Regions from separate parts of the Homo sapiens genome. Here region 1 is linked to region 2. A link is a loop called in an ENCODE intact Hi-C map of the cell type or tissue named here. Cell type or tissue: heart left ventricle. All regions are shown on one strand. Links, peaks and the distances in the headings refer to the core of each region. The heading gives the core; the rest is flanking DNA. Region 1 has its middle 520 kb from the start of LINC02630. Region 2 has its middle 290 kb from the start of LINC02630.

What was found. A loop is a pair of places that touch in the nucleus more often than their neighbours do. Peaks named below come from ENCODE experiments on the same cell type or tissue, not always from the same donor. Only the 100,000 strongest peaks of a DNase experiment are listed, where the experiment ranks them.
Region 1: a loop joins it to region 2, with 2.0 times the contacts of the local background. A loop is called at or near these places in 1 of 110 quality-filtered maps.

Annotation. Positions count from the first base shown.
Region 1 is chr10:36,415,559-36,431,130 of GRCh38, reverse strand. No RefSeq gene overlaps it. Among named protein-coding and RNA genes, the nearest start is that of LINC02630, 520 kb to the right of the region's middle. RefSeq lists an enhancer at 8,725-9,226. In heart left ventricle, for the core only: no CTCF peak of the experiment used is centred there; no DNase peak of the experiment used is centred there; H3K27ac peaks cover 228 bases.
Region 2 is chr10:36,180,640-36,196,211 of GRCh38, reverse strand. No RefSeq gene overlaps it. Among named protein-coding and RNA genes, the nearest start is that of LINC02630, 290 kb to the right of the region's middle. RefSeq lists enhancers at 240-939, 7,933-8,434. In heart left ventricle, for the core only: no CTCF peak of the experiment used is centred there; DNase peaks (open chromatin) are centred at 8,011 and 8,361; H3K27ac peaks cover 1,810 bases.

The DNA of each region.
Region 1 (15,572 bases), core at 4,047-9,046, 240 kb before region 2:
GAGGCTGAGGCAGGAGAATCGCTTGAACCTGGGTGGCAGAGGTTGCGGTGAGCCAAGATTGCGCCATTGCACTCCAGCCTGGGCAACAAGAATGAAGGTCCATCTCAAAAAAAAAAAAAAAAAGACTGACACCAACTATTGAAGAGGTAGGCAGCTGAATCTTATTCATTAGAGTATAAAAGGTTTTAAACACTTTGGAAAATATGGCAGTATTTATCCATGATAAATGAAAATGTATGTGCATAAAGATTGTTCATAGTAGCTTTCTTCTAATAGCCAAAAAACTGACAATAATAAATTTTCATCCATGAATGAACAAGTTATGTTGTACTCATCCAATGGAATACAACTAAGCATTAAAAATAATCAACAATTGATAGGTGATAAAATATGGTTTACTCTCAAATATAGTTTAAGTGAAAGAAACTACAATATTAAAGAAGACACTATTATACTGAATGATTCCTTTTATATGAAGTCGTAGAAATAGTAAAAATAATCTGTAGTCAAAGACATCAGAACACTAGTTGCATTCGGCAAGGAGTAGTAGTGGAGACTGACTGTCCAAGGGCCATAGGGAATTTTCTGGGATAATGCACATACTCTGTATCTCTATTTCAGGGGTATGCATTTCTTAGCACACATTAAACTATACTATTGAGAATTGTGCATTTTACTATATATAAAGTTGTTCTTAAGTAAAAACAGTAAAAAGGGAAAAAAAGTGGTCAAGAATTTAACACACAATGTGTTAGGATAGTTATGATGGGAAAAAAAGATTGTGTTCATTCTGTGAAGCAAGTATTGTGGATATCTTAGAAAAGGTGATATTTCTTCTGGCCCTTAAAAATTATAACGGATTCTGGACCACAGACATTGTGGGAAGGAAATTCCAGTAAGATTTATGTATAAGAGTAAGCAAAGGTATAATTACAGAAGTATGTGGGATATTCAATGAGCAACAATTAATTTCTTTTAGCTAATGAGTAAAAGGAATGATGAAGCCAGATGGTTGAGGAATTCAAAGGGAAGAAGATTGGATTTTATTCTATAGGTAATTGAGGGACACAAGTGATTTTGCACAAGTGAGTGAAATGATCAGAACTATGGTTTTGAAGGTATAATACAAATGACAAAGTGAATGAATAAGAGAAAGAGAAGAAATTGTGAGGCTCTTGAAATATTCCATCTAGATAAAATGAATACAGCTGCCGTAGGAAAAGAAAGGAGGGATCAAATCAAGGAACAAAACATTCTGGGTGTAAATCAGAAAAACTCAGCACATGTTGGACCAAAATAGCAAAGAAAGAGTAGGGCTAAATAATGATGTAAGTTTTCAAGTTATAATTGCCCAGTAGAGTGTTGACAACATAAATAAAATTTCTTGGGTCTATTTCTGAATTTGCCTTAGGTAACAAACTGTTTAAATAATATTTTTAAAAAATATAGTAATGGTTTAATTTGTGTCATGCTTGAAACAGACTGAAAGAGTGTCTGGAGTTTAATGAAGACCAGTTGTATGTTTAGGCAGAGGTTCTCCTGGTTTCCTTATAAGAAAGAAACTGTCGAAATTTCCACAACTCACTTCCACCCCAGCCAAATATGCCTCTTATGCTACTTTCATTCGTTTTCATTAATACTCTACTTCCATTAGAAATAAAAATACCTCCTAGAAGGTGTCACATACACATCCATTACTATTTTAGTCTGAATCAGTGTCTTGAAAAATAACTTCGTGGTCATCTGTCAGGCCACAGAGTCATGACATGGAGATCAGGTAAGTTTCAAAGAAACAGTGGGGGTGGCGGGGGGAAAGCATCACCTTATAGATCCCTGAAGTAAGGAGTCTGGGAAGCCAGGATGAAATGGAGTCATGAGGACGCAGCCTCTCTGAACCAATGCAATGAAGGGAAGGGAGAAGAAAAAAGCAGAGGGAGGCAAAGATGTGGGAGAGTAATTTCTATCCATTTCTTAACTGTAAGACCAAATAGTGACACAAAGCAAACAGCAAAATCTCCAGTAGCTGTAGCATAGGCAAGCACATTCAGTGTCAGTCATAATGAAAGAGGATGAGGAATTGTCTTTATTCAGGCTGTGGTAACAAAATACCTTAGACTGGGTAATATATAAACATTGCAATGGGTCTGGAGGCTGGGAAGTCCAAGATCAAGGCATCAGCAGATTTGGTGTCTGGTGAGGACCCTTCCCTCATAGATGGTGCTTTCCATGTGTCCTCACATGGTGGAAGAAGCAAGGCAGCTCTCTGGGGCCTCCTTCACAAGGGCATAAATCCCATTCATGGGATGGCGTCCTCATGGCCTAATCAACCCCAAAGGCCCCACCTTCTAATATCATCACCTTGGTGATTAGATTTAAACATACAAATTTTTGGGGAACACAGACATTCAGACAAGGAATTGGCTTTGTGCCAGCACCATCACTTCCATTCAGGCAAACTGTGAAAGAGAGGACTCAAGATGTGTAGTAATCACTGGTATCTTTGGGTTTCTTCCTCTCCCATCAATCACTATCAAAACCAACTTCGACACTCAGGTACAGAAAAATGATTAACCCCTGAAAATGTTACTTGCTTTCTGTATAAAGTATGGTAGTGTAGCTCAATGGCTTTCACCTTTTTGGCCCAAAGTAAGAGATGCATTTTACAATATGTCCTTATAAGCACAGGTATATAAAACAGACAAAACTGATACTGAATTCTCTTCCATTCTATTCTATTTCATCCCATCTCCTCTTATTCCATCCATTCCACTGCACTCTACTCCACTCTACTCCATTTCATTCCATTCTAATTTGTTCTACTTTATGTCATTAAAAAATTCTGGTCTCAACCTATGCATTGATGTCATGGCTCACTAAAAGATTGAGAATGACAATTTGAAAAGCACAGACATGTTGTATCAGAGTTCAGGCTGTGTGTGCAGGTGTGAGTTCCTCTATGTGTGTCTATATTTAACATGTAAATGTACCCCTTACTCTGTACCCCAGACATGTACATTTTGCTATCCTCAGTCCTATCATATGTAATACCCTTTTTATAACTAATAGGTTGAATCACTCCTTTACTTTCCTGGAAAAAATCAAGTGCTAATGTAACACACAGTGCTCACATAGTATTAAGCAATTATTATACTAATATAAAATCAAAGAGAAATACTTTATGATAAAAATATGGATTTCATGCCCAGGCACAACCACACTAAAAGATGTACCAATTTTTTCTGTGTTTTTTTTTCTTTTTGTGGAGAACAGGGTCTTGCTATGTTGCCCAGGCAGATCCGGAACTCCTGGGCTCAAGTGAACCCCCCAACTCTGCCTCCCTAAGTGCTGGGATTACAGGTGTGAGCTACTGCACCGAGCCAGACTAGAAGATGTTATAAAGTGATCCCACTCACACCTATGCATACAGTCACCATGAACCTGACCACTCCAAATTTAGATGACTGTAAGGGTGTTGTATTGGAGGCTCACATACTACAGTTGTGATGTCAGCAGCTACCTGATTTTCCAAAATGTTGAACAACTCTTGGTAAAGTTCTGATCAAAACAAATTTGTATTCAGGTCTATCTTCACTCAAGTAAGCTTTGCATCATTAGTAAATTTATTGCATATTAAAACCCTGCAAATGTTATTTGTATTTATGTATAAAACAGATTTAGGTTTTAGGATCAGAAAATTAGATAATTGGTTACATGAATATCCAGAAACACCCTAAAGTTGTGTGGGGCTCTCTCACTCATTGCAGAAGATTTAACATCCTTGGCGTCTATTCTCCAAATGCATCCTCTCCTAATCTGTGTGAAAATCAAAACTGTCCTATAATTTTCTAACTGCATCATCTTTTTTGAAAACACAATTCTAGAGTAAGGCAGCCCTGCCATTTATCAATTGTTTGGTTTTGGGCAAGCTGTTCAACCTAAGTCCCAAATGTCCTCATCAATAATATTGAGAAAATATAAAGAACTATTCAACAGTGTTTTATTGAAGATTAAGTTAAGTCTGATATAATAGCACAGTGCCTAGAAACACAGTGAGCAGTGTAATAGTTGTGTGTAATCTTAATAATTGTTATTTTAGAGGGTCTCTACATTACTGCTGTAATAAAAATGATAATAATAATTGAACTTCAAAATATACTCATTCTATGACATACAATCGTTCTTCTAGTACAGAAATAATCAAATAGTATACAAAGATTTTTACACAAATGTAATTGCTACAGGATTATTTAAAACAAGAGAAAATGTGAAATACTCCAAAATATTCAACAATAGAAGTTGTTCAAATATATGATGAAAATATAACATGATTGGACACTAAAACCCATAAGAACAACCTGAGAAAATGTTTAAAGATAATGCATAGATAAGTACAAATTACAAAATGGCATATACAGAATAATTCAAGATTTATTAAATATATATATATAGTACATGCATACACAAGTATTTATAAAAGTCTTGAAAAAGATAGGCCAACCTGTTAATAATGTTTTTCCATGAACAATTATATGATAGGCCATATTTTAAATGATTGTCATCATTCAATTAGTCAATGAGAAGTCTGAATTAACTTTTCAACAGAAAATAATGTTTGAATGGGTATACATCTATATATCTCTGCTTTTGTTGTTTTTTACAGAAAGCAAACAAAAAACAATCTTGTCTTTTTTAGTAGCATTGCTACTAAAACACCAGGGGTTCGGTCTAGGTCCTGCTGCTTACTGCACAGAAAGCCAATGACTGAGACGCCAAGTATTGTCAAGGAAGAAGGCTTTAATCAGGTGCCACAGCCAAGGAGACAGAAGCTCAGTCCCACATCCATCTCCCTGACTGAATAAAATCAGGGGTTTATATTGCAGGCAAGAAATGTAACAATGTGTAAGAAAACAGGAACTTGGGAGAGGTAAAGAAGCCGTCATGGTGAAAGAGGGGTCCAGCATCGATACCATGATCTGGTTTCAGTTCTTCAGTACTTTTTGTGAGGCCTGAAGGTGGTCTCCTGAGGAAGGAACTCAGATAAAACAAATATGTTTCAAGCTTTTTAAGATCAGAAGGGTCAATTTCTACGTTTATCAAAAAGAACATTCTATGAGACAATTGGGTCAATTTCAGTATTACCATCCTGGTAAACAAAAATGATTACTCTTACAGCAAAATCTCAAGTCACTCAACAGATGAAAGATCTTGGCTGGTTTTGCAATGAGTGAGGTGGGTGAGAAAAAGCATCGGTTATTTACCGTCATGCTTTTAGGTAATCATCCAGACTACTGATGGAAAAAACCCATGTCCTATGGAGAGTGCAGTCCATGTTCTTTATTCCCTAAGCAAATCCCTATCACTTCTGGAGATGCTGCAGTGAGCACTGGTCAGATTCCTTCTGGTGTTGAACTGCTGGTCTTCACCACATGTGGCATATTACAAAAGTCCATGTCATGAAACCCTCTGGGATACCATAATGAGGAACTGACAAAGAAGAAAAACATTGCAAAGTGCAACAGCAGCAATAATAACCATTGAATTTGCTTGCCTTTTCATTTGTTTAAAGTATGTATACAAACATGCACAACAATAACATTACTAAATATTGGTGAGAACCAACATTTGAAATTTACATAATTATTGAGCTTGGTGAAAGCTGAGTCTAAAAATTGATGATACATGAAGAAAGATAATAAACAATTGCTTAAGAGCCATTTTCAACTACATTTCTGGAAGGTTTTAAATTTTCCTTTATGAGCAGTCATAGCAGAAATGTGGTTTTTTTCCTAAGCCAACTCTTACTCTGTTTAGTCTCTAAGCCCCTGAGGTGCACACTGGAAGATGGGGAAGGAGCTTTAAATAAGCCAAGATTTTATGAATATAAAAAATTGAATCTAGGCTATGTCTAAATATAACATTACTTTCCAATACATAAAGTAATTTATTTAAAAAAATCAATTTAAAGTCATAAACATGGAGCTTTTGAGTCACTTGTGTGATGCAACAAAATATATAATTAGAGGTGTCTTCTAATATTATTCACCTGAGCTAATTTTGCCAATTAAAGCTAAAAGCATGAGAACAGGTCAATAACATGGATCCTTTTAATTCTTTTTGAAACAAAAGTCCTGTGTATCTCTCCTGTTCTAGAAGAGAATGCTTGTTTTGTGATAACTCCATGTTTCTGGTTTACCTTTTTAACTAATAAGGAAGATAATTTCTTTTTTCAGTTACTCATTTCCTCTTACATAATGCAGTTCTGCAGTTTAAATGCTAATTGGCCATTTTGGCTGAGGAATTCCTACTTAAAAGGTTTGCCATTTAATCCTAAAGTGTCTTTTGATTTCTTGAGAATGATTAAATGGAAATTCAGCCCTGGTTCAGTATCGTAGAAGCCCATGTGTGCTCCCCTGTTGAATTTCCATGGTTTGAGCATCCTGCTGGGAAAGTCAGGCTGAGATTTTATTGAATTGGGCCCTCCGTATTCAGACTCAAAATAACCTCCAGCACACTGATAAAAATAATGACCCTTTTGCAGTTGTAAAACTTGAAACTATTCCTTGAATGTTAACTAATACCAAAAAGCTGTTTCTGCAAATGAAATGTGGGCATTGGAGCCAAGAAATTACTCTGGATGAAGACCTAGAAATGACATTCCACTCTCTCTTTCAGTAATTACAGAATTCTGAACTTTTCATCAAAGTGGGTGAAGCCATCACTCTAGATGTCATTAAGAGAAGGGTACGTAGAGATGATGATGACCCTGGCAGTGTGTTAGGATGTAGTCATCTTTGCCTACAGAATTCACCAAGAATGACTTCTTAGTCTCCAGTGCTAATGGCTTCTACAATAATAAGATTATGTAGCTGATGGAAAGCAAAACTTAAAAACTCAAATAAGTGTTAGGAAATGCTGTAACTTGCAGTATTTGACATCTATTTCCCAAAGCCCTTAACATTGTAAACACTTTCAGGTAAAATGACTCAGTTCTCTCATCTTCCTTCTCTCAGAAGCCAGGAAGTCTTTTACTCACAGCCCGTTTAATGGGCAATGGGAAATAGCCCTATTAGCTAAGTTTATTTATGCTGACACAAAGAAAACCATGAAGAAAAATCCAAGTTCTAAACTGTAATTTATTCCTGATAAGTAGTAAATCAGCGGGATTCCACTGCCCAAGTAGGGAGGGACTTGCTGTTAAACAAGAACTGAAACATAATGAGCCTCATAAATGTTCACAGCCTTACGGAGCAGTTATTTATACATGAGCTCATTCAACAAACTCTCCTGCTGGCCTGGCCATGATAACCTGGTGTACCCAAGACACTATAAGATATATAAGAAAAATGGTGAACGAATTCTAGAGTTGAGTTCAAGAAAAGTTTTTTGTTCTCAATTTTCTTCTTCCAAGCTTTTCTGAACACCTATGTCAGTTTTTCAAATCCAAGTCCTCTGCTCCTGTTGTTGATGTTTTTGGTAAAGGTAACAATTGTCTAGACCATATTATATGAGATGTAGATAAACAAATTTTGACAATTTTTCTCCAGCTAAAACAGAAAATGGTTAACCCCATAAAAGATGAAGTAGAACATTTATAGAGCAAAATCATACTTTTCTTATTGCCTAAGTAAATTATGGTCTGATACAGTGCACACATCAAATATATGAATGAGTGCATTTCTATATTCAAGTAGAGAATGTGACAAAAAATTGGGCTATAGTGAAGCATCATATTGAAATGATCAAAAAGAAGCCTGATGGGTTAAGAGAAAGAAGGCCTGAATTTTAATCTCAGGTTCTCTATTTTCCAGCTATGTAAACTACATTAACTAACATAACCTCAGTTCTATAAGTTTGATCAGAAAGTAAAGGAACAGAAAGAAATGAATCTGGAGATGCAGGAGTGGAAGGAGGTAGGGGAAATTCTGGAACACAAAAGCACTGTTAAGTTAGGGTGGAGCTAAAACAGATGGCAGTGTGGTGGCCTGGTTACCTGGTAGCAGCATGAGTATCTGGAACACCTTGGGGTATGTTAGGCCGTAAACAAACAAAGAAAAAGATAGAGTGCCAAATGTTAGCTTCTACCGTGTGTGTGTGTGTGTGTGTGTGTGTGTGTGTGTGCGCGCGCGCGCGCAAGAGGTCACCTTGGATGGTTTGGAACATTTCCCTGAGAGTGTAGTCTAAAACCCTTGCTACTATGTAACCACTGGCATCTGCTTCTAGCCCACAAGCTGCTCTGCATGTGGAAATACACCTGCTTTTGAATTGCACTGATGTTTTCCAGTAGACTTGGTCTTTTGTTTTCAGCAAGGAAGAGGAGGGAGAGAACAAGGGCTTTGTTTTCTTATTTAATTGTAAGTCCTGCTTCTGACGCTTTTTCCATAGCTCAGCTTTGTCTATAAATTCTCAAGCAGGCCAAGCACACACTTTGAATTTTGTGTAGCCCTCGCTAAGGCACTGAAGGGAAAGTAAAAGTGAGAAGAAAGAGGGAGAAAGGTCAGAAAAAGGACCCCGGGGCACATTTTATTACACCAAGAGTATACCTGATACATGTTCTAAAGATGCAGGTCTCACAGATCAAATCCTGGGAACAGGGTCAGGAGCTCAATTCAGGTATTCAAGATGGGGCACTCTTATGAGCTCTCTTTAAATATAAATGCAGATTTGATTGCTTTGGGAACAAAATGCCCAGGAATTCACTGACGATAGTAGTCTGTTGTTACCTCTTTTTGTTTTCTTTCTATGTTGAAGAGTTTGCTGTTTATAAGTGGGACTTCAATATCCTAAGTTTGTGTTGAGACATACTCACTTGGAAAAGCCATTTTTAACCTGGGAGGGATTTTAAGGACTAACAGAAATGGAGGCCAAAACAAAAGGGCTACTCCCTATATATAAGACAGCTTTGGCTCCTCTTCTTCTGTGTCATGCATTGTTTCCAAAATACTCTTGGCTCCCCTGATGGGAAACTTGTGCCTGTGAGTGAAACTCCTTATGTTGATTTGCATGTCTAAGTAGGGACATCACAATCTGTATGACCTCATTAAAAGCCTTTTCTTCATTTACCTAAAATGTGCATGCACTGCATTTCTCAAATAAAAATATTAACTCAAAGGAATACACCAAATTATAATAACAGATTATATAAGCAATTTCTTAAAATATATGTCTTAAATATATTTACCTCCCTGGGAAGGGACTGAAAGCATGGCTATTCCCAGAACTCTCTCTCGTTCTTTCCCTCTTCCCTTCACTTTGCTCTAGAAAGCATCTACATTTTGGATCATATACTCATTTCTATGCATAACTCTAGGAGAACTTTGAAAAGTATGGTCCAAGTTTTATAAAAATTGCATGGACTTTATTTCTGCACTAGAAAAAGTATTATCATCTATTTAAGAATCAGTCATTTATTGAAAGTACAGTTTACAGAAAAAAAATAAAATGAAAAACATGTGTTTTACCTGCCTTTGTCCACGAAGATGAATAAAGTCTGTGAAACCATAAAACACACACGTGGGACACTCTTTTTGTCCAACACAAACCAGACAAAAACCTAACACAAATACAAAAATTGTAGTTTTAAATAAGAGTGGTTCCTTCCATAAAAGCAGAAACTGGGCTTGACGTGGTGGCTCACACCTGTAATCTCAGCACTTTGGGAGGCTGAGGTGGGTGGATCACGAGGTCAGGAGATCGAGACCATCCTGGCTAACATGGTAAAACCCTGTCTCCACTAAAAATACAAAAAATTAGCCAGGCGTGGTGGCGGGTGCCTGTAGTCCCAGCTACTTGGGAGGCTGAGGCAGGAGAATGGCATGAACCTGGGAGGCGGAGCTTACAGTGAGCTGAGATTGCGCCAGCCTGGGTGACAAAATGAGACTCCGTCAAAAAAAAAAAAAAAAAAAAGCAGAAACCAGTTATTTCTGTAATAGTAAGAAAATAGGTGACGGGCACTGTGGCTCACGCCTATAATCCTAGCAATTTGTTAGGCTGAGGCAGGCGGATCACCTGAGGTCAGGAGTTCAAGACCAGCCTGGTCAACATGGTGAAACCCTCTCTCTCCTAAAAATACAAAAATTAGCTAGGTGTGGTGGCACATGCCCATAATCCCAGCTACTTGGGAGTCTGAGGCAGGAGAATTGCTTGAACCTGGGAGGCGGAGGTTGCTGTGAGCCAAGATCATGCCACTGGACTCCATCCTGGGCGATAGACCAAGACTCTGTCTCAAAAAAAAAAAAAACTTTTTGGCAAGAGCCAAAAAGAAACTCCTGGATGCTTGAATCTCCACTGTAGGAGAGATTCTGCCCTCCCTACAGCACATGGCTCCTGTGTTCCTCCATGCACGTGCACATCCTGCATTAAGGATGCAGGAGAGGAAAAGAAGCATGCATGTCTAGGCATCTAATAAGATGGAACCACAGGAAAAAGCTAATAAGAGAAAAACATCCAGAAGGGAAGAAGAACAGATTTCTTAGCTACTCGTAGTGAGTGGCAGCGGAAACTGAAAAATGCTCACGTTGTTTTTTTTTTAAGAGGATTTACAATAAGATTTTATTTATAAAAGCAGGGAAGTAATAGTTCCTCACTGTTGACTTTAGGTCATGACATGTAGACAAAAGGTTGAAATCCTGCAAAGGTACCAAATAATCTATTTTGGACACCCAAATATATACTCGGACAACATCATAAGTGCTAACACATGCTGTATAAAATACAAGTGTAAGCAAAACGGATGTTATGGCGTTCAGGAAGGAATCCATGTAATTTCTAAGATGCTTTATCAGTGTGTCTTCAGTTTGACTTCACCAGAGAGTATTGCTGAATGCCCTAAGAGGGTACACCAAGCCTGTCTTCAGGAGTAGAACTTGAAAGTGATGATTTAATAGAACAGGATTAAATTCATAAGGAAAGTTGTTTTTTGCACAATGCTATTACGTGCTTTAACTTGAAAATAGATTTTGGATAAAATTAAGTGTGCAACTCTTAAGTGTCCAGTTTAATGAATTATCACAAAGATAAATTGCCCATGAAGCCACTATCCATGTCTCATGGAAATAAAACTTTATTTAAATCTCAAGAACTTCACTTGTGTTCTCTTCCAGTGACTATGGCCTCTTTCCAAATATAGCTGACACTTTGACTTATAAGACTATTGTTGGCTGGGTGTGGTGGCTCACGCCTGTAATCCCAGCACTTTGGAAGCCCAAGGCGGGTGGATCACAAGGTCAGGAGTTCGAGACCAGCCTGACTAACATAGTGAAACCCCGTCTCTACTAAAATACAAAAAATTAGCCGGGCATGGTGGTGCGTGCCTGTAGTCCCAGCTACTTGGGAGGCTGAGGCAGGGGAATTGCTTGAACCCAGGAGGTGGAGGTTGCAGCAGTGAGCTGAGATCACACCATTGCAATCCAGCCTGGGGGACAGAGTGAGACTCCATCTCAAAAAAAAAAAAAAAAAAGACTATTGATTTTTTAAAAATTTTCTATTCATAGAATGATGTGGTTTAAATTATTTGTAATTGACTTATTTCACCTATCATTATAAGATTCATTTAGATTATTGCACATAATATTAGTTCATTCATTCTTCCTGCTGATGATAATCCATCATCATCATTATGAAATCCAAATCCATTTCCTAGTTCTACTATATATGATCATTTCAGTTATTTACAGTCTGCCTTTTACAACTATAGCTTCTATAAACATTTGTAAATATTTCTTGATATTCTATTGACTATACCTTGGGAGTGAAATTCTCTGGCCATAGGCTATGTGTATATTCAACTTCAAGGAACAATGTCAGAGTCTTTTACAGTGAGTGGTCCAATTTAGTCTCCAGCCAAGAGCATATGGAAGTTCTATCCACATCAAAATATTTTATCAATTACTGAGTGAAGTGTGTGAAAATCTCCAACTGTGACTGCATATTTGCCTCTGATTTTATTTCTGAAAGTTATGTGTTTACATATTTTGAGACTATATTATTAGGAGCATGCAAATGTGGAATTATACATCTTCTTTTAGTTTATTGTTTTAGCCTCATAAAAGTCCTTTTTGTCAATACTAATGTTTATTCTTTCAGGTATACTTTGTACCATATTAGTATAGCCACACCAGCTTTCTTTTAAGTTAGCTTTTGCCTGATACATCTTTGCCTTCATTTTGTTTTCTGCAATGGATTTAAATGAACTCTTTACTATGGTTTTCTATTGACTACCTTTTCTGTGTTCCTTTTCCTCTCTTTCATGACCTTCTTTCAGATTTAGTACTTAACGAGTTTTCTGAACTTTTCCTCTGCTAGCTTGGTCCTTATGCATTCTCTTGTTATCATTTCAGTGGTTTCCTTAGGCATTACAATTTATATTCTTGACTAATGAGACTTGCAATAAGTCAACATTTAAGTACATCCCAAACAGTAAAAAATAACCTAATAACTCCTTATTCGTATTTTCTCTTTCATAAATTTTGTGGTATTGTTATCATACATTTGTATTCACTCTGTTTTTAAAATAATATGGGACATAATTTTCTCATACAGACAATATTTATTTAGATTTTCCCATATATTCACCCTTAATTTATTCCTTCATCCTTCGTGCATTCCCTTCCCCCCACCTAGACATATATCTCTGGAGAACTCTTAGTATTTCAAGAATATACTTTCAGGGATCATTTCTACAGCTTGTTACTAGTATTTCTGTGTGTGTTTGGGATGAGAGTGTGTTTAAAATTTAATTTCTTGGTTGGGCACAGTGGCTCACACCTGTAATCCCAGCATTTTGGGAGGCTGAGGCAGGTGGATCACAAGGTCAGGAGATCGAGACCATCCTGGCTAACATCCATCTCTATTAAAAATATGAAAAAAAATTAGCCAGGTGTGGTGGCGGGCACCTGTAGTCCCAGCTACTCAGGAGGCTGAGGCAGGAGAATGGCATGAACCCGGGAGGCAGAGCTTGCAGTGAGCCAAGATCATGCCACTGCACGCCAGCCTAGGCAACAGAGCGAGACTCAGTCTTAAAAAACAAATTAATTTCTTTTAGCCCTTTAACAGATATTTTATGGCTAAAAGAAATATGTGAAGAGAGAATTTTTTGAAACTGGTGAAACACATTAAGTCACAGATTTAAGAAGCACAGAGATCCTTAAGCAACATAAACACCAAAAAAAGCTCATACACACACACACAAACACACACACACACACACAAACACAGAGACAGAGACAAAGACAGAGAGAGAGAGCTTTACTTTAATATTTACCTTAATGAATTGGCTCATGTGTTGTGATTCAATGCAAAAAGTTAGCAAGTCTAAGTCTGAGATCTTCAGGGCAAGTCAGCAGGCTAAAGACCTAGGAAAGAGCTGATGTTGCAGCTTGAGTCTGGAGGCAGAATTTCCTCTTCCTCTGGGGACCTCAGTCTTTTTTCTTTTACAGCCTTCAGCTGATTTGATGATGCCTACCACATTATGGAAGGTAATCTGCATTACTCCATGTCCACTGATTTAACTGTTTATTGTACTAAAAAACATCTTCACAGCAATATCTAGACTGGTGGTGTCTGGCCAAATATATCAGTACTATAGCCTAGCTAAGTTGACACATACAATTAACCATCACATTTGATATGGTGCAATTGCTCATAAGTCAGGTCAGAGCTATAGTTAAGAGAAGATACCCTGCCTCCCCAATAAATTATTAGATTTTTCTAAAGTATTGCAATGGACACTTGCTAATGCTTATGGAGTTTTGTTTTTTAATTTATTTTAGTTTCAGGGGTACATGTTCAGGTTTGTCATCTAGGTAAATTTCATGTCACAGGGGTTTGGAGTACTGATTATGTTGTCACTCAAGTAATAAGCACAGTACCTGATAGTTTTTAGATCCTTTCTCTCCTCCCACCTGTTACCCTCAAGTAGGCCCCAGTATCTAATGTTCCTTTCTTTGTGTTCATGTGTACTCAATGTTTAGCTTCCACTTATAAGTGAGAACATGTATTATTTGGTTTTCTGTTGATTTGGGATAATGGCCTCCAGCTCCATGCATGCTGCTGCAAAAACATGATCTCATGCTTTTCCATGGGTACATAGTATTCCATGGTGTATATGACTGCATTTTCTTAATCCAGTGTACCATTGATGGGCATTAGGTTGATTCCTTGTCTTTGCTGTTGTGAATAGTGTTGTGATGAACATACAAATGCATGTGTCTTTATGGTGTAACAATAAGAGATCCTTAAGGAAGTGCTCAATATGAAAACAAAAGACTGTTAATGGCCACAACAAAAACACACTTAACCACATAGACCATTGACACTGTAAAGCAGATACATAATAAAGTCTGCATAATTACCAGCTAACAAGATGATGACAGGATCAAATCCACACATATCAATATTAACCTTGAATGTACATAGGCTAAATGCTCCAATTAAAAGGCATAGAATGGCAAGCTGGATAAAGAAGCAAGAACTAAATGTATGCTGTCTTCAAGAGACCCATCTCACGTGCAATTACACCTATAGGCTCAAAGTAAAGGATGAAGAAAAATCCACCAAGCAAATGGAAAACAACAACAACAGAAAAGCAGGAGTTGCTATTCTAATTTCAAACAAAACAGACTTTAAACAAACAACAATCAAAAAAGACCAAGAACAATATTACATATGGTAAAGGATTCAATTCAATAAGAATACTTAACTATCCCTAAAACTGGGTATAGGAGGAACATACCTTAGCATAGTAAAAGCAATGTATGACAGACCCACAGATAATATGGTATTGAATGGGGAAAAACTAAAAGTTTTTCATCTTAGTTTCATCTTAGATCTGGAACACAAAAAGGATGTCCACTTTCACCACTGTTATTTAATATAGTACTGAATGTCTAGCTAGAGCAATTAGACAAGAGGAGGAAATTAATGGAAAATATCTAATAATTTGATTTAAAAATAGGAAAACATTTGAATAGACATTTCTCAAAAGAAGATATACAAATGACAAACAGGCCTATGAAAAAGTGCTCACTATCATTGATCATAAGAGAAATGCAAATGAAAACTACATTGAGAAATCACCTCATCACAGTTAAAATGGCTTTTATCCAAAAGTCTGGAAATAGTAAATGCTGGCAAGGATGTGGAGAAAAGGGAACTCTTGAACACTGTTGGGGAGAATGTAAATTAGTATAAACACTATGTAGAACAATTTGGAGGTTCATCAAAAAATCTAAAAATAGAGGTTCTTTATGATTCAGCCATTGCACTCCTAAGTATACACCCAAAGCAAAAGAAATCAGTACATCAAAATGATATGTGCACTCCCATGTTTATTGTGGCACTACTCACAATAGTCAAGATTTGGAAGCAACCCAAGTGTCCATGAACAGATGAATGGATAAAGAAAATGTGGTATGTATACACAATGGAGTACTATTTAGCCATAAAAAATGAGATTCTGTCATTTGCAACAACATGGATGGATGAAACTGAAGGTAATTGTGTTAAGTGAAATAAACCAGACACAGAAAGACAAACTGCACATGTTATCACTTATTCGTGGTGAGCTAAAAATTAAA
Region 2 (15,572 bases), core at 5,539-10,538:
AATCCATCTTGAGTTAATTTTTGTTTGTATAAGGTGTAAGGAAGGGGTTCAGTTTCAGTTTTCCACATACGGCTAGCCAGTTTTCCCAATGGCATTTGTTAAATAGGGAATCCTTTCCCCATTGCTTGTTTTTGTCAGGTTTGTCAAAGATCAGACAGATGGTTATAGATGTGTGGTGTTATTTCTGAGGCCTCTGCTCTATTCCATTGGTCTATATATCTGCTTTGGTACTAGTACTATGCCGTTTTGGTTACTACAGCCTTGTAATATAGTTTGAAGTCAGGTAGCATGATGCCTCTAGCTTTGTTCTTTTTGCTTAGGATTGTCTTGGCTATACGAGCTCTTTTTTGGTTCCCTGTGATCTGCCCGCCTCAGCCTCCCAGAGTGCTGGGATTATAGGCATGAGCCACCACACCCAGCTCTCTACAATTATTTCAAGACTTGGGGCTCTCTGGAGGTCCTAATATAGCTCTAGGTTGTCTAGGCAATTTTGTGGGGAAGCAACACACACACACTGCGATATTGTGTAATATATATCCTTCTTCAGTACCACTTTCCTGCATGCATACAACTCCTACAATCCTTAGAACCTCTTAAGTGATGTCTTTTTGTATGCTAATAATTAACTGATGGCTAGCAGCCTCTAGGTAGCTTCAGGATGGGGGCTGGTCACCAGGAAGGACAAAGGCTGATTAGAGGATTGGGACATACAGCCCCCCTCCCCAAACCAAAGGAGGGGAGAAGGGCTGAAAGTTGAGCTGATCACCAACGGCCAATGATTTAATCAGCCATGCCTGCTTAATAAGGCTTCCATAAAACCCCAAAAGGTCCGGTTTGGGACAGCTTCCAGATAGCTGAACACGTGGAGGTTCCTAGAGGGCAGCACACCCAGGAAGGTATGGGAGCTCTGTGCCCTTCCCCCATACCTTGCCCTATGCATCTCTTCATCTGTATCATTTGTAATCTCCTTCATCATAAACTGGTAAACATTAAGTAAGTGTTTCCCTGAGTTCTCTGAGCCACTGTAGCAAATTAATCAAACTTAAAGAGGGAGTCATGGGGGCACTAACTTGAAGCCTGCCAGAAGATCCAGAAGCCCCAACTTTTGACGATGGGGTGAGGGAGGGGCAGTCTTGTGGATCCCAGCTCTCAAGCTGTGGGATCTGACGCTATCTCCAGGCAGGTAGCTTCAGAATTGAATTAGAGGATGTCCAGCTGGTGTCTGCTGCAGAAATGATTGCTTGCTTGGTATATGGGAACCACCCATTCAATATTTGGTCACAGAAATCTGTGTTTGTTGTTGTGGTGTGAGAGCTGAGGAAAAATAGTTTGAGTTGTTCCACATACACACACACACAGAGACATGAACACACACAGGCATGCACACACCCCTCACACAATCCCTGAACTCCAGCACAGATAATATAGCAGGTTGATTTTTGCCTACTAAGCCTCTTGTGTCCCTCTGAGGCACAGGTTACATTTATCACTTCTTTGCTCTGAAGGGCTTCGATTATTCAGCCACTCTTTTTTTTTTTTTTCCTATTGTTGTAGCCATCTGTCTCCTTAACTTGGTTATTTCTTCCCATACCCCCTGCTCCTCCTCCCCGGCCCTGCCAAATTCTCTAGAATAGGATGAAGATTCCAGAATTGGCTCTTATCCTGCTGTTTTCAAAGCAGGCCCCTTTGTAGTCCCTCCCATCCCCCGCTACCCAAGACCAGATCCAGGCAATATTCTCTACATCACCTGCAGCTGGGACGGATTTTGATGTGATCACTTACACACTCTTAGTCCCCAAGCCCAGTTTAGGTTCTGGAAGATCACATCCTCCAGCAGCAGGATTGGAAACAATCATTTCCATGAAGTCAGTATTCCAATTTAATTCCCAGAGCGGAATCCTTCAATGTTCAGCACATTCCTCCTTCCTCACATTTTGTCAGGAGAACAACAATAACAACCAAAACAAATTTGAGAAAAAAGATCATTTCAAACGGTGATAGTTGTTTGAAGGAGAGATGGGGAAAAAAAGAATGCATGGGTGACTCTACACAGCATATGAGTGTTTCTGGGAAGACCTGGGATATGACATTTAGCATTCGAATGCAGGTCTGAAAATTTAGGAGCCAATCAAAAGAAAAGGAACAGGGAAAAGGCAATGAGAAAGGAGGATTAGATCCCCTTTAGCGAATATACCAGGGTAGGATCTGAACCAGGATTACCGTTAATATAAGGTATCGAGGAAACTAAATGTATTTGATTGGTGCAAAAGTAATTGCGGTTTTGCCATTGAAAGTAATGGTAAAAACCGCAATTACTTTCGCACTAATCTAATAAAAAGTCACTCACTCTTGGGGGCTGACCCTGCACTTGCAGGAGCCTAAGAGTGAGCACCTCCTTACACTTTGCACCTGGGCACCTTACTCTTAAGGAGCACTGAGCCCCAGGACTATGTGAGTGTAGAGCCAGCCCCTGAAAGTAAGCACCTTGGTGCTTTACATTTCGTGCCCTCGGGACCTCATTCTAGTTCCAGCCATGGGCAAGAACAAGCAGGTGGCTTTGAGGAACAGAAATAAAGCCAATGTTTCTGGAGAAAAATACATTGCTAAAGACTAGGCAGGGGCAAGTTGAGTATGGGTTAATATACCAGATAAAAAGTTGCTTTTTACTTTATATGTGATGTGAATTTACTGGAGGGTTTTCAGCAGGGAAATGTCATGATCTAGTTAATATTCTAAAAAGTTTACAGTAACAACCCAACTAAAAACAGACATGTCACCCAAGAAGGTATGCAGATGGTAAATAAGCCCATGAAAACATGCAACAAATCCTATGTCATTAGAGAAATACAGATTAAAACAATGACACACATATTAGAGCAGCCGAAATCTGGAACACTGACAACACCAAATGCTGGTAGAGGATGTGGAGCAAGAGCAACTCTCATTCATTGCTGATGGGAATGCAAAATGGTACTTTGGAAGACAGTCTGGCAGTTTCTTGCAACACTAAACACACTCTTATCATATAATTTAGTAATTGCATTTTTTGATATTTATACAAACGACTTGAAAACTTATGTTTGCACAAAACCCGGCAAATAGAAGTTCATAGCAGCCTTATTCATAATTGCCAAACCTTGGAAGCAACCAAGATGTTCTTCAGTGGACGAATGGATAAATAGACTGTGGTACATCCAGACAATGGAATATTATTCAACAATAAGAAGAAATGATCTATCAAGCCACAAAAAGACATGGTGCAACCTGAAATGCATATTGCTAAGAAAGTAGGCAATTCGAAAAGGCTGCATATGGTACAATTTCAGTATATGACATTTTGTAAAAGGCAAAATTATAGAGACAGTAAAAAGATCAGTAGTTCTCAGGGGTTAAGGGGTAGACAGGCAAAAATAGGCAGAGCACAGAGAATTTTTTAGGTCAACAAAAATACTGGGTAGGATACTAGTGGGGGACACATGTCATTATATTCTTATACAAACCCATATAATGTACAAAACCAAGAATGAACCCTAATGTAAACTATGGACTTTGGATGAAGATGGTGTGTCAAAGTAGGTTCATCAGTGGTAACAAATGTACCACTCTGGTGGGGAATGTTGAGAATAGAGGAGGCTCTGCATGTGCAGGGGGAGGGGGTGGGTGGGAAATCTCTGTACCTTCCTCTTAATTTTGCTTTGAACCTAAAACTGCCTTAAAAATAAAGTCTTTTTTTAAAAAAAAAAAGGTTAACACTAACTATTCTGATAATTTAAATGGGAAAGTGTAGAAACCAAGAGACCAGTGGGAGGCTACCACTGGAGTCCAGGCAGGAGCCTGGAGGTGGACAGTGTAACAGCAGAAAATGGAGAAAAGTGTACAGGTTAGAAAAAATGTTGGTATCATATGAGAGTGACCACGTGGCTGAAATTGGTGTTGTTCTAGGGAAAGTTGCAGGTGGGGAGTGTGGGGGAGGACTGTGAAATTGTGGATTGTATTTCTATCACATGATTTGAGACTCAACCATGGTTCTACGGGGACTATAGATAGAATATACAGGAAGGCAGACTAAAACAAGTGCAAATATCTATGAGTTCCCTGTAGACATCTCCTTGTGCCATGAGAAAAATTTAGCTTGGATAGAAAAAAAAAAGCCTGTGTCGGCTGTATTGTAGTGTTGTATGCTTCAATTTCACTGGACACTGAAAATTTGCACTACAAAGAGATTATACTGACCTTAATGTCCAAAAAGCATTACTAATTGTTCTACAAAGAGTTTGTATCAAGCATAGTCTTCTATTGGTATCCTTAAAGAAAGGATTCTGTAGAAAATGCATTGTCCTCAAGCCTCAGTTGGGCCATTTTTACTTAGGGCAAGTCTGGCCTTCTCTCTGCTGCTCCTTTCTGGTGGTTTCTCTATTCTCTTGCCCTCTTCTTCCATTTCTCCCCTACTCAGCATAGAACCTGCTTGTATGTCTTTCCACACAGTAGACTGACTGGATTTGAATCTTTTTATTTTCACTTACATGCAGTGGAACCTTAAGTAACTTACTTAACTGGCCAGGTTTTAGTTTTCTCACTTGTAAAATGAAGATAATACTAATATTTACATCTGTCTTTAGGCATAAAGAGTCAATGTGGTAATATATGAGAAGCTCTAACAAAATGACCTGGCACATATTATGTGTGGAATAAATTGTTTTTAGTTCACAGTAAAAGTGAAGTCATTAGATAATAACTTGCTTTATTTCTGCCTAGAAGCTGTCTGACTCATGCTTACTTTTGCTTTCTTTACCCCTGGAAGGTATTGCTCTTCTGATACAGGTTAATCCTTCTACTTGTATCTGAATCCCAACCTTCCATCCTCCTTTGGGACTCTGGTCCCTCAGATATTCTTTCTTTTTCTGCACCGTTAGCCTCTCTCAATTAATGTTGCTCCCAGACACAAAAAATATAACTTTCAGTTGCAACCTTCCATTTCTCACCCTCTCTAGCTCTGTCTTCCACTGCAATAATTCTCTCTTCAGCTGTGTCTAATCTGTTATCTTATGTTAACTACAATTTTTAATTTAAAGTATTATAATTTTTAAATATTATATTTGGTTATTTTTCAAATAAATCTAACTATATAATATATTGTTGCTTTTTCATACTCCTCTCTCTGATGTCTTTAATCATGTTAAGCATGTTTATTTTATAGCTTCAAATCATTTTATTATTTGAAGTTCTTGGACATATAAGCCTGCTATTTACTATTTGCTGACTTTTGCTCATGCTATATTATTTATTTATATTTTTAATACCTTCCCATTGTAAGCTCATCTTTAGTAGAATTTTATCTGTGAGATTCTTGGCTGGCCTAACTTGAGGAAGTGAGGTTTACTTTTGGCTTTAGGGTTATCATTGACTTGGGATCATGTTTGTATTATTCTCTGCTTTGGAATTCCAAGACAGTGACAAGCATATAAATTGGAACTCAAAGCTATAGGAGGTCAAGGTAATAGCTACAAATTATCAGGAAAGGATTTTTCCCCATGTGCTACACAGAATAAGATGGGCTTTTGTTCCTTTTCACCTTGTATCCATAAGAAGATTTTTCACACTTTTATATATGCTTTAATCATCTGGTGGTCCTGACTTTGTGTGAGAGTGTTAATTCCCATCAACTCTTTTCAACATGTGTGGGCCCATGCCCTTCTCTTCCACCTTATATGTCTCTTAGGCCTCAATGACTAGCAAATCTAGCTGGAGTGGTTGCTTTTGTTTTGTTTTTTTATTCCCTTCCCACCCCCATTTCATGCCCCATGAGAATTTATTTATTTTGCAGGGAGCTCAGATAAGGGTTTAAATGGATTTTTAAATATATATATATATATAATATAAGTAATATATATATAAGTAAATATAATTTACTTATATATACATATTTATTACTTATATTATATATATATATATATATCTATATATATCTATATATCTATATCTATATCTATATCTATATCTATATATCATCCAGAGTTCCTAAGTATTTTAGCTGGAGGTTTTTTGGATGATCTGGTCCCTTGGTACTCAGAGTGTTGTCCTCAGGTTAGCAATACCCCTTGGGTGCTTATTAGAAATGCAGGATCTCAGGCCCCACCCCAGACCTGCTGAATCACAATGTGTACGTTAACAAGACCCTTAGATAAAGTTCAATAAGACATCGCCAAACAGACACAATATGTTTTTAAGATTAATCATTACTGTATCCTACACAAAAAGCAGCAATGTCCACCCATCCCAGGTAGTAAAAAGTTTGGATCTGTAACATGTTCTGTCTGTAAACTCTACTCATGCTGCCAAAGCTGTGTTCTCCTGCTCTCCCCTTGCCTCAGCCTCTAAGATACAGCACAAAGGCTGCTATCTCTGGAGGGTCCTTCCTGCTGCTGCCTGAGGCCTCCTCCATGCTCTCCCACAGCATCCTACACAACTTTTCCATGTCCTATCACACATTGTGATGATCCCCTCCCTCCCTAGTCAGCGCAGACTCTGTAAGATATGGACTGCCTTTCCTCTAGCACAGAGCCTGGAACATTGCAGGCATTTGAGCAATATTTGCTAAATGATTTAATTAACGACTAAAGAAATAACCTATAGGGAATATTAAACACTAAGTATATATAATAGCCTCAAGTTAGCTAACCCTCTGTGGTTGGTAATATAATAATTGCTATGTCAATCCACTTCTGTACCACAACTATATCCAGGAAGGATAACTCTGAATATAACATATCCTTAGAAAATATTTATTTAAAAACTATTTTTAAAAATTTTTTGTAGAAGCAGAGTCTTGCTATGTTGCCCAGGCTAGTCTCAAACTCCTGGCCTTAAGTGATCCTCCCACCTCAACTTCTCAAAGTGCTGGGATTATAGGTATAAGCCACCATGCCCAGCCTAAAACACTACTTTTAGTATTTTTTATTTGGTATACATTTGAAAAGGTGTGAAATGAGGATGTGTGTGTCAGTGGGATGCAATAATGCTGCTTCCATGTTACTCTACTTTAATGCAGGTGTATGGGGGGGACTTGGAATCTGCAGTAAGAAAGAGAGGAAAGATGGAAGTTCCTCCCTCACAAATATCCCACCTCTTCTGCATGCATCTCCAAGAAGACCTTCTGTTTCACAAGTCACCCTTCCAGCAATGGGACGAGTAATGGCAAATAATCATTTTTTTCTTTTCTTATATATTTTTTCAACTACAGCGTATTCTAAATCCTTCTAGAGAACCTTTCTAGTATTGCTCTCTAATTTGTATTATTGCTTTGTGTCAGGATATTGATTTTCATTTTCATTTTGACTGAAAGTGAAGTTAGACATTGTTAGCTGTGAGCAGTCAATTATAGTTTAATGACTATTTTGCAATGAGATAATATTCCTGTTTCCCTCCTCTGGGAAAACCAATTCTGTAAGATGTACAGAACTCAGTCCTCACCATGGTTTTGCATCCTCTCATTTTCCTCACCCTGTCACCGTATTTGGCTCTGTTGCTCAGCACCCTAACTCTGTGTGCCAAGGTAAATAAATCATACGTCAGGATACACAACTGCTCTAGTTAATAACCATGCAGCCACCTAATTAGAGAAACACTGTTTACCAGACATGGCAACTCAGTTTTTCTTTTCTTTCTTTAATTTTCTTAAGGTCTTTGGCAGTTCAGTCTGGAAAAGTAAACGCTATTTACCCAAAAGACAGTAATTTTAAACTCCCCTTTCGGATGGTCTCCAGTGAGAAATGAAGCTGAGGAGGTGGAGAGGACAGGAGGGGCTGTTCCTCCAGCTGTTGGAAGCAATCTTGGCTTGGAGAAGAATGTCTGATCCAACCATAGCACACTGGAAACGTTGGAGCCGTCAGTATCCGGGGAGCAATTCCAGAGAAGGCCTAACTTCCAACAGCCCAGGCTTTTCATGAACTATTCTGGTCGTTGTTTCTCTGTTTAGGGAGTTCCCTTTGGCAGGAGCTGCGATTTACACAACAGAAGGTGACACCACTGGCAGCGGAGCATGCCTCTTCGAATCCCCTACCCGGGCAGTGCTCAGCTCCTTCTTCTGCTTCATGCTCCAAAGCTAGGAACCCACTGAAAACCCCTGCTATGCAAGCCCTTTTATTTAGATTCAGGCGGCTTTATTTTCACTTCCTTCCCTTCGAAATGCAGGATACTCTTTCTCAAAGGCAGATTAGATGTTCAACACTCTGACTACATTCAACTAAAACCCCAGGTGATCCCCATTAAAAACCAGTCAGGCTTTGGGGGAGATGCCAGAGGGGGTGTTGTTGTGACTTGTTCTTTCTGGAAGCCTAAGCCAGTGTCTGGTCTCTTCTATGTCTGGTGTGGCCCAGCTGGTGAGGGGGCCTCTGCCAAGCACTGAGAAGTTAGCATATTACATCCTTATTACATTCAACTATCTCTCTCTCTCTCTCTTTTTTTTTTTTTTCGGTCATGCAACTTGAGTGTGTTTGGGACTAAGGCCTTGAGTTTCTGCATTCTGTGTCTTCTATCAGCTGCTTTCACTCTCACATTTGTGACACCCAATATTGCAACTGGGGCCTCCAGGGTGAGACTGTGCATCCCTAGGAAGCACTGTTGTGATGGAGCCAAAAGGCCTGTGTCTTCCGGGGACATGAACTTCCCAGCCGAGTGTTACCACAGCCAGTAACAGACGTAAAACTCATCTCTTCCCTCTAGGGTCCAGCAAAAAAGCAAAAATCCCAGAAGCTGAGCTGCCTTTTCACCCAGCCCAGCTAGAATAGACTGCTGTGCTCAAATAGACAGAGGACTCCATGGAAAATGTGTTTCCCAGTCCTTTCTCTCCTAATATCCCTAACAGGAGAGAGATCACGCGTCCACATGCATAGAGGCAGAGAAAGAAAAGGAAAGAAAAAAGGTGATATTTTATTTTGCAAGTTCTACTGCAGCCAAATTGTTCCCCTTTTAAGAAGTTGGGGAAAGTCAGGAAAGTGAGAGTAGAGAAAGAGCATTTATTGAGTGCCAATTATTTATTCATCAATTATTAGGTGTTTGCCCTGTACTAGGTAGCGTGCTTCATGTATGTTTCAGGGATTTAATGGTGATTATATATCTAATCTTTAAAATAACTATATATTTTTGTCTTGGGGCAAGGCTGATTATAACCTCTACTTTTACAGATGAGAAAACTGAGGCCTCTTTCAGGTTGCACAACTTGCATGTGGCAGAGCAAAACTCTGAAGCCAGGTGCATTTTGACTCCAGAGCCTGTGCAGTTGCTACCCACTCTGATCCTCTTACAGGGTCATGTGAAATGATGTGGAATAATTAAGTTTATTATATCATGGCATTGAAATACCAATTAAACACTAAAATCATGATGATAATATAATTCCAAAGAAAAACTTGGTGTTAGGGTTATGGGCAGTTTATGTGTTCAACAATTACATACTTTTTGATATTGATATACAAGTAAAATAAAGGAAAAATATTGTATTAATAACGTTTGCTGTGGATCTGCTTCTGGGAGGGAAAGAACTGCTTTAAGTAGCCTTGGTACTAAGACAATAAACCACGGAGAGCCAAGAACACATAGCCTCATGCATAGTAACAAAATCATCTCATCCAAAAGGATGATCAAATCAATACTAACTATAGGAATATTTCTAAATTTGGGTGCATGTAATTATGCAATCTTAATAAATGATTTTACAATCTTTAACAGAGGAAGACATAAAATATGCATTTAAATGACCAAATATTTCATGAGAATGCACTTCATATCAGAAACTATGTTTGGTCCTGGAAATACAGAGATTAAAAATACTCTCCTTACTTCTAAAGAAAGTACAACTTATGAAAGGCTTAACAACAAATTTGCTTTAGGTGGTCTTTAGTAATTGGGTCCTGGTTTGTCACAAGCACTGTGACCCTTGGCAGATCAAGATAGCATGGTGGAAATGCTGTCAGAGCCAGGGAAATTAGGGCTTGAACACTGACCTCAATCCTTACTAGCATTCAATAAATGCAACCATTCTAATGGCTGAAAGTAGATCTGTTTATGTGTCAGATCTTCATTTCCTCATCTATAAACCAAGAGGTCTGGTTGATAGAAGAAGACTCTTGTAGCTCTGGTATCTTTGACTCTATATTTTGAAAAATCTGATTCCACCATAACAGATATGGGAGGTTGTGTCATGGTCAATCACTAATATCAGGAAGAGAAAAGTAAGTCAAGACTAATTTTTCTACCGCAGCTACTATTTCTCTCAAATATAGAATTCATTTTCCCTTCTCCGCCCATTGTACCTCCACTGGGCTATTAACCAGACTTCAACTTGACAGGTTTAAAATTCCATCTTATTTGTTGCCCACCCCAAGCTCAAGTAGCTAATGAGCAGAAAAATGACCAGAAGATGGGAAAGAGGATAAAACACAGAGTACTTCGATATTAACAAAGAAAGTGACAGCTGAGAGCTGACTGCAACTTGTTGACCTTCTCAGGGAGCTTCTTGAATAAATACATGTGGTTTAATTTTTTAACAAGGTTCACTTCTCAAGACCCTCCCCCACCAGGATAGCAAAAAAAAAAAAAAAAAAAAAAAAAAAAAAAAAGTAGAACACTATGATTGTATGAAAGTAGTGATAGGAATTCAAAATCTGAAGAAAGAAAGATGAAAGACAAAGCATTAAAAAAAATCTGGGCACTTTGTCCACAAAGACAACAGATATTAAAGATTGAAAATCTTGAAGTCATGAAACTCCCTAGCATGAGCTCAAGCTGTTGCCCTCTGTGACAGCCCCAGTTCTAGGACCCCCAGGGTGGCACCAGCAGCACTTCTCAGTGTGTGGTCCTGAGTGCAGCCTCCCTGCAGCTGGTGCAGCTCTCAGCAGCTGCCTCTCGCCCACGGCGCTCCTCCACGGTGACATCCACGGGTGGCAGTTCCCAGCTCCCCAGCACCTGTCCTTCCACAAACTGACACTTGGTCACCCGCTGTCTGAAGCTGGGATGCTGCCCTGTGCAATTGTCTCCACATCTGCACCAACTCTGCAGAAGTGGCTCTTTCAATCAACTTAAGATTTTAGAACACTAGCCCTGAAAGGAAGCTGAGATCTACTTGTTTCTCATATCCCACTCCCACCACTGCTGCTCCCCACCTCCCACACACACACACTAGGAAGCCAAGGGTCAAGGTCCGGGGACTTAAAACACCTGAACTCAGAGCTGACTACTGAACACATACACCAGCCCCCCAGTGGTCCTTCTGCCATGTGTCTCCTGAGGATGAGGATGGTGATTCAGGATCACATGGTACTGCGCAGACTCACTCCTCATGCCCCTTTCACTGTTATTTTGCTGGAAAAAGAGCACCCTCATACTTGCCATAGGAAGCCTTCCAAGGAAATGTGGTGACAATTTGGTCACTTCACAATGGCCCTGTCTAAACTTGGGCACTAAAGGACAATGACAAAGAAGCAGTGGAAGGATCGGGGTTTTGGCAACAGCAGGTGACATCCTTGCTACTTACCAGTCTCATAACTGTATACAGGTCATGTCAACATCCTCATGTTCCAGGGTTACGCTTGTTAGTGTGTGAAAACAATTGGTCCACAGTGAGTGTGTTGGGACTAGGGGATAAAGCAAAAGCCCCACTTTTCTTCTTGTAGATAATCCCCTCCTGAGAAGAAACAAGGAGCGGACGTGAGAACAAGTTCAAGGTACAATCCTGAGGGTTCTACATCCCCAAGCTAACTAACCTTCTAAAGGGACCCTGAACTTTAAAAAAAGAAATTTTTTTTTTAAATCCCAGCATTTTGTCAAATGGACTCTAGCGATCATTTGGATTTATATTATTCTTTATCGTTTATAAAAAGCTTTTTCTTTAATGAATGACAGTCATAGAATTACTAAGCAGTGGATCTGAGTTTGAACAAAAATCTTCTAACTCATTCTAGTGTCTTTCATCAGTTCATCATTATCTAAAAAGTACTTTCTGAAAGAAGGAAGGGTGTCCATGGACTGTAATGGTTTTGAGAAAACCAAACCAAACGGAACATTAAAGGTAGAAGACATCTTATACTATTAGGAAGCCAATGCCACATTTTATACACAGGACAGTGAAAAGGCCTGGAGCTTTCTAGAATTCATGAAGCAATCTGATGTCACATCCTTGGCTGGAATTTGGATATCCAGCTGCCCACACTTCATCTACCCAGGACACACGCACACTCTCCTGCGAGCACACACATCCCTGATTTAATCAGACAAGCCATTTTCTCCACGCGGGAGAGCGTTGTTGGCCAACTTATCCTGAAGATCTCATTCCCCTTCTTTCTTTAGCAATAATGAACAAGTGCATTGGCATGTGATGTAATTCAGACCAAGGAAAAGGGAGAGATGTAGTGAGAGGCTTCTGCGTGAAGTTCCCTTTCAAAGACACAAGAAAGAGGCAGCACATTCTTTTGCCTCTGGATGTTGTTGTGTGTGGACATGATGCCTTGAACTGCTGCAGCCAGTTTGCAACCCTGAAGAACCAGCCTTAGAATGAACCCAATTTGGAGGAAATTAATTAATTGCCCCTGCCGTATTTAAATGTAACATTTTGTCTAAGCAAAATAACATATTCTTATAATTTCAAACCACTTCCAGTTGTAGTATCAGGCATTGTGCTTAAATAAGGAATAATGAATGAAATTTCTGTATGGGTGATGGATATGTGGATTAATATAAGCATACAACTATAATCATCTATTATTTAATCCTTATGATAATCCAGGGTAGAAATTATTATTATGTGTGAATTACAGATAAGGAAATTTAAGCTTAGAGAAGGTAAATGATTTGCCCAAGGTCACACAACCTTGTGAATGGCACAGCAGATTCCAACCCTCCTACCTGATTCAAAGCCCAAGCATTCATTTGCTTCCTAATGCCATTTAGAGATATGGGGAATCTCTGGACAGTAACAAATTGTTTCCATTCCAAAGTCTGACAGTACTCATAGTAATTTAAGAACAGAAGTAATGGTGAAGACCCAGAGAAGGGCTTTGTGAACTCTCTAAACAAAAGCAAAGCTAATGTATCTATTTACTGAGCAGTTACTCAACAGTCCAATGAGAGAGAGGTGGGATGATAGAGCAGTCTACCCTCTAATTCAGAGCACTTTTGAGAGTGAAAAACATGCCACTAATGATTAAGCCAGGACAACAGGCATCCACTCAGCCTGTTTGGGGTTAAACGAGATGTATGGTCAACCTAGAGATAGCCAAGGAGCACACCCCAAGTTTCCTTCTGTTAGAAACACCATCCTAAAGAAAAATGCTTATGAAATGCTGGAAAATGTCCCATCGTTTTCCTGTGTAACTCTTATCTATTTCTATACCCTCTCATAATACATTTAATGATTAACAATCTGTTCTGAAATTAAGAGAAACAAATCGAGCTAGGAGTTGGAGAGTAACTTGGGGATTAGAAGCAAATAGCTCCAGATAGGCCTCAAGCTAGACGAGCAGTAATAAGGGTACTTATCATTTTACCAACTGACAGGCAAAGAAGAACAATGTGGGAGAGAGGAAACTGTGCCATGAAAAATTGAAATAAAGGAGAAAACAAAATAGAGAGGAAATACAAAAGAGCTGGTCCTGAAAGAGCGCTGGTATCCAGGAGCGTATTTTACTTGCCCTATTTCACCATAACCCTGGGATACTTTTAATTACTTGGCTCTTTTACAAACAGCGTCTGACTATTTTGTCAGAGGGTCAAGGATAACAGCAGGACCTGCCCTTTCCTTGTGCTTAAAGGGACACCACCCCCATATACTTTCAGGGACACCCAACCTAGAATGGCTCGTCAAGAAGCACACGCATTTTTCCTGAGCGATCTTTCCCCAAAAAAAGCCTCTCCCAGAGGCTGTGCTTGCTAAGCTGGCGAGAAGAAGTCGGCAGCATCAGACACTGTCTAATAACCCAGAATGAGATTTTGTCTGAGGTGCAGCAAATGCTTAGCTGATCTCCTATTTGGTACTCGCACTGAGACATGTCCAGATAATGGAATTAGAGGACACAAAAAGAACAACCAATGAATACAATGTTGACAATAAAAAGAAATACATTTTGGAGAAAAAGAAGGCTTGAGTTTTTCTTTTGCCTTCTTTCCTCTCAGTTTAGGAAACGTGCCCTTTTTTCTGAAGCAACATTAATAATGGTTTGCTCATTAACCTATTGGGGTGAAACAGTCACTTAATAAATTCCAGTAAGATTTAATCTGAGAATTTATTATACACTACAGTTAATTAAACGGATGCTTGTGTGAAAAATCTGGCCTCTTACTACATAAAAAAAAAAAAAAAATCATGTCCAGAGTGGGGCTAGAAATGATGAACATTTTCATATTTTAATTTGTTAAGTTTCATAATTCGCTTGTCTCCTTAACTGTAAATCTCTAAAATTGCTCAACCCCAATTAAGAAAAATAAAAAGCAAATCAAGAGTCAGTATTCATAGAGGAATGCTGTTGGCTAAGGCCCCAGATATTTTTTTGTATCTCTGGTGAATTGCTTGTAAAATTTCCAGGAAGTTTGGGAAAACTTTGCATTGACATCACTCAGAAAAACTTGGAAAAGATTTACCAGGGTAAAGACTAGAGGTCAAACTGACTGTCTGGGGTACTGATCCTGTGATATTTGTAGACTCACTTAATGCTGATGAATTTTGCAGAAATTTTCCTTTTCCCCTTCCTCCTTGCAGTTGCAGCCACTTTACTGTAGAATATTTTAATAATTTAACCACATTTGATTTTATCTTAGCTCTGGGCTTTCTCCCTTCTCAGGGTTTCTTTGTTTATCTTTATTAAAATAAATATTTGTGAAAATAAATACTTTTGAGGTATGATACGAAAAAGCAAGAAAACTAAATTTTAGTTTTAAAAAACTAAAATTTTTAGTTAAAAAACATATTTTCAGCCAACACAGTTAATAGATTGATACATTAAAATACTATAAATTGTTTTTTATATTTAAAGTTACCATGATTTAGGGGGTTGCCTCTTTGACTTTAGTTTAAAAACAGTCACTTCAAAAAGCCCTTTTCACTGGCTGGGAATTTCCAATTCCTATATCTCCATTTTAATGCGTACAGATAAATGTTATATTTCACAGGAAATCTTTTAGAAATTTATAGTAATCTTATAAATTAATCCAAAATGATAAAGTATTAAAATAGTAGATTAAACTCAGAAAAATATATTTTCTTAGAGAAAAAATTGTCTCCTTTAAAATACTGCTTTTAAATGTGAATCCCACAGACACATGCTGTATTTGTAGGAATATATGTTTAAGAAGAAACATGTGGGGCTGGGCACGGTGGTGCATGCCTGTGGTCCTAGCTACTTGGGAGGCTGAGGCAGGAGGATCACTTGAACCTGGGAAGTCGAGGCTGCAGTGAGCTGAGATTGCACTACTGCACTCCAGCCTGGGCGACAAAGTGAGACCCTGTTTCAAAAAAGGAAAGAAAGGGAGAGAGAGAAAGGGAGAGAGAGAGAAAGAGAGAGATAAAGAAAGAAAGATAGTGTTCA